Linked DNA regions of Mus musculus: region 2 is linked to region 1. A link is a loop called in an ENCODE intact Hi-C map of the cell type or tissue named here. Cell type or tissue: left cerebral cortex. All regions are shown on one strand.

What was found. A loop is a pair of places that touch in the nucleus more often than their neighbours do. Peaks named below come from ENCODE experiments on the same cell type or tissue, not always from the same donor. Only the 100,000 strongest peaks of a DNase experiment are listed, where the experiment ranks them.
Region 2: it touches region 1 in a loop (4-fold over the local background); 4 of 42 quality-filtered maps call a loop at or near these places.

Annotation. Positions count from the first base shown.
Region 1 is chr7:55,803,569-55,806,068 of GRCm38, reverse strand. Tubgcp5 (tubulin, gamma complex associated protein 5) reads right to left here. Exons shown (of 23, transcript NM_146190.3): 7 at 1,374-1,488; 8 at 685-774; 9 at 1-16. Among named protein-coding and RNA genes, the nearest start is that of Tubgcp5, 11 kb to the right of the region's middle. In left cerebral cortex, no CTCF peak of the experiment used is centred here; no DNase peak of the experiment used is centred here.
Region 2 is chr7:56,193,982-56,196,481 of GRCm38, reverse strand. It overlaps Herc2 (HECT and RLD domain containing E3 ubiquitin protein ligase 2), which reads right to left. Exons shown (of 93, transcript NM_010418.2): 69 at 2,081-2,272. Among named protein-coding and RNA genes, the nearest start is that of Oca2, 45 kb to the left of the region's middle. In left cerebral cortex, no CTCF peak of the experiment used is centred here; no DNase peak of the experiment used is centred here.

The sequences.
Region 1 (2,500 bases):
CACCCCTGAAAGTAACCTGAAATGAAATAAAAAAAGATCAAGATCAATATGCTTGAAGTCTACTAAAATAATCATTAAAGTATAGTTGAGAATTTTATTTTGAAAATTCAGAATTGGGGGGCAAAATGGGTCAATTGCACGAAAATGGGAAGAGTGTCAAACTTCACAGGATTAAGACTCAAGATATTTATCTCACCATCATTTATAAGTTCAATCACCCCACCACCCCCGCCCCGAGACACACAGACAGACACACACACAGAAAGACACAGCCGCTAAATTCCTTAAGATACAAAGATACCCCTGCATGTTTAAAACTGTAAGAATCTTGATCGAATATTAGTACCATCTAGACCTCATCAGAGGCTGCAGTAGACTCACAGTGTTGGGTACAAGCATAGACAACTCTCACAGACACATTTCAAGTGAAAGAGTCAACAGCAAACCTTGCTTTAAATTCAGATATTCAAAAATGATGGTCTAACTCGATCCCAAATTATTTAAAACGGGAAAGAATTTATCAAAATTACACATGCTTCACAGTGAAACCTAAAGTCTGAAATTCATCCCTAAGGCCTGTTGCTAGCCTCCAAGTAGAATGAACATCTTGAGTCTATGCCTTAAACACAGAAGAAAACAATTTTACTTGTCACTAGTACAGCCTCCCAGGCTGATGCATCTTACCACAGGGTCTCCCGAATGACCTGTGTCTCAGTAACCACCACCCTGTCATCTGGCACGTACAGAGGGTCACTGCTGTACAGGTGTTGATCCCTATTAAAGAGCAAACATCAAAGGTCAACAGAAAAGTTTTAAGTAAAATTACTCGTCTCAATGACTATATGCAACTTTATACTCAGCAATGAACAAATAAACACAATAAATGCCTTAAGTTCACTCTATATTCGTTTTTCAGATTCACTGGAATCTTTTTAGTGAAGCATGTTCAGAGCAATTACAATTGTGTTTTGTCATTCAATCAACTGCTTAAAACTATGCAATTTTTTTAAAAAAATTAGTGTAATTTTATAGTAAGTGCACTCAAATGGAAATTAGATACAGGCTAGCATACACCAATCTACTTAAAATGAAGATAAACATAGTACCGTTAGTAATTTCATGATATTAAAATTAATTAGAAATTACTCAAGGGAGGTAAGACTTAGGTCAGCAAAACAGTGCTGTCTAATGTGTCTGAGACCTTCAATTCATTACCACCATGATGTTATGTGCACTCTTGCATACATTCCACTACACTTGTTTAAAACTAACAAGTTTACAATTCCAGACTTGATTTAAATCACAAATCAAAGTTGTATTTTTAACCATCAAAGTTTGTTCTGTCATTATATTAAACAAGAAGTTTAGCTTACCAGACAGCAGCTAAATTGGAGTGCAGATGTGCACTGTGTGGAATTCGGAAGCGCCTGGTTGTCCAGTACTGATGAACTACATGCTGTTCCAGCCAGCTCCGGCTATCTGGCTCATCTGCCACAAAAAGTGGAATACATATCAATCAATTTTTACAGTGACTAGGTACTTTCACCTCCTCCTGACCAAAAGTGTAGCTCCCTAGGGATGAAACTCTGTCTATGAGGGCTCTCCCATGGCCACAGTGTAGTCTGTGAGAAGGCTGATCTAGATTTACTCATGTTGTCACAAAGATAGAAGGTTTAAGAATTAGAAGGACCAGGTGGTGCAGTGCATGCCTTTAATGCCAGCACTCGAGAGGCAGAAGCAGATCTCTGAGTTTACGCCAAGTCTAGTCTAGTTAGTTCTAGGGTAGCCAAGACTACACAGAGAACCCTTGTCTTGAAAACCCAAAAGAATTAGGAGGGGATAAAACTGTTACTGCCCACAAATTAAAAAGCCCCCAAAAACCCAACAAACTACCAAATTTACAAGGAAGATTCACCAAGAATGTCCAACACAGACAAACCACAGAAACCAACAGTGTTCTTCTATACCTACGTAATCAAAGTAAAACAAATTGCTCAAGATCCACAACAATAAAAAATGCTAACAGGCGGGCCGGGCATTGTGGCACAGGCCTTTAATCCCAGCACTTGGGAGGCAGAGGCAGGTGGATTTCTGAGTTCGAGGCCAGCCTAGTCTACAGAGTGAGTTCCAGGACAGCCAGGGCTACACAGAGAAACCCTGTCTCAAAAAAACAAAAACAAAAACAAAAAGCAAAAAACAAAACAAAAAAATTGCTAAGAGACACAGAAAGCACTAGATGAATACTTGAGAATATAAAAGAGAACATGGCCAATAAAGACCTCACAAATCTTAAGAGGATGGGGTGGCTCAGTGGCAGAGTATGTTTACTTCCAAGAAAAGTCTAACAGAATATAAGATGATTAGAGAAAAATGGAGGTATTGTCAGCTTCCCCAAGTTAAATCTATACATTTTCTAAAACCCTAACTAAAAATCCAGCTGGAATTATTTGTCTCACTGCTTCTAAAATGTCCATAGAGTACAGGTTCACAAAGAGATAAG
Region 2 (2,500 bases), 390 kb before region 1:
CTGGTTTTCTTACACATAAAATCAAGGCACAGTAAAGGTACTATGAGAATTAAAATTATCCACAGGAAAGCATTTGGAAGGAGCCTCACAAAAAACACACTCAGTTAAGGCCAATTCGTAAACTGAAACACCAGTGATAATAACAGTCTCATCTATACCTGGACAAGATTACTTCTTGGTGAGAAAAGTCAGCCTAGGGGACAAAAATATCATGAGAAAGAGCAAAAATTTGATAATAATGACCAAGATTCTAGAAAGCAGCGTGAGTCAAGTTGGGTCAAAGGGCAGGAACCAGGAACAACCAATCCTCTCAGGCCCATCTATGGCAGAGGGAGTATCTTAACACAGGCTCCAACATGGTTGAGCCAGATAGATGGCTCAGTTTACAAAAGTACTTGCCATGTAAGCCTGACAAACTGAGTTTGATACCTGGAGTCCATGCAAAAATAGAAAACAAGAAATTACTCTACAAACTGCTCTATGACTTCCACACATATACATGTCATGCTGCCTTTCACACACTAATAAATAAAATTTAAAAATTAAAAAGACATGAATAAGAGCAATATTGTCAGTCCCCAAATTTAATATACAAAGAAAAATCCCACTTTCTGTTTTCCAGGATTATTCTCCTCTATTTCCCTCATGTTTAGATTACAATTTAGTTTAATAAAGTTACATTAGTGACAAAGTGATATCACTGCCACACAGGCACAGTTATATAAATTAATTTACGAATCCCAAATATTACATAAGGATAAGACATCAAGTATCCATCTCACCTCTGCAAGGACAATTTAAAGATGATTGCAACTGTTAGCCTGAGCAACTGAGTCAAATTCCTAGGACCCATATAATGAAAGTAGAGAATTAATTTCTGCAGACTGCCCTCTAATCTCCACATGTGTTCCATGACACACACATAATAAATAATATACATTTTCATATACATTATAATAAAAAACTTTTAAAGAAATCATTTCAAATAAAACAAGACTGTAAATAAATCCAAATGCATATTAGAATTTAAGAGTAGAATAAATAGTTTTCAAGTCACTGGATGAATTATTTCACAAATATTGCTGGAGCCACTGCTTTGCCACATATTAAAAAAATTAAGCTGAACCACTCAATATTTTATTCTTTATATTAGGATAAAATGCAGATGGCTGAAAGTGTAAACATAATAAATGAAATCATATAGATGCTCAGGAGAAAAATTAGGAAAATTTCTTTAAAACAATGAAATGAATTATAATTATTAATGTCATGTATTTTTAGCATATTGTCAGAAGATAGACATGAAAAATATTGGCAGATTTGTATACCTAAAAATGAGAATTCTTGCATGGCAAAACAATATTGGCCAAATATCTAAAAACAAACTACAGGCAAACGTATACAGAAGGACTTATTCAGTAAAAATAAGATATACAGGGTTGGCAAGGCAGGATTTGTCTCCAAGTCTAATGACCTGAGTTCAATCCCTGTAACTATATGGACTATATCGTAGGAGAAAGAAAACAATTCCTACAAAGTGTACACATACACACACACACACACACACACACACACACACACACTGAGAGAGAGAGACAGACATACAGGGACAGACACAGACACAGAGACACAGACCCCAAACATAAGCTAAAAAGCATAATAAAACTAATGGTTTTGTTTTTAAAGAACAAGAGCTAGTGAGATGTCTCAGTGGTTAAGAGCACTTACTACTCTTGTAGGAAACCTAAGTTTAGTTCCTACCGCTTACATGGTGGCTTAGAGCCACCTGTAACTCCAATTCAAGGGGAGCCAAAACCCTCTTCTGGTCTCCTCAGGTACCATGTATGCATACATACTCAGGCAAACACTTATAAGAAACAAATCTTTTTTAAAGAAAAGATAAATCAGTCCTAGATGGATAAAAGAAACTACGGGGAGAACTGGGATACACTTTGTTTTAAAGAACAGCTTCTATACCTCTGTCCACGGAGCAAGCAGTCTAGGAAGAGACCATGTGTGAAGAACAGTGGCTCTTGCAGAGAAAGCTGGCCCCACGTAGTGTGCCTTCCCCATCACTCACCTGTGGGTAGGCAGTGCCCATGCCGGACAGCACAGCAGAAAGCACTTCCCTGCCCTTGTCTCCAGCCCTGCTGCACACTGACAGCTTGAGCAGCTCCACCACCACCCGGGTGTCATCAGGGATCAGCAGACTGGTGAACTCATCCAAGGACTGGGGCTCTGGGCCTGATGTTTTATTTTGGCTTTCAACATCCTAAATGAATTGACAATCAACAGTTAAAACAGAGAATGAAGTATGGGGAGATAAAAGTCCTGGAGCCCAAAGAACACATTAGGAATGGGGAATGAAAATTAAAACCAGACTAAGACATGATTGATCCCAATATCCAGCATCCACCAAGGAAAAATGCCTTGCTATTATGCCCAGGCAGGCAGCACACCATGTGAGTGAGAAGGACGTCATGCCACGTGAAGCCTACCC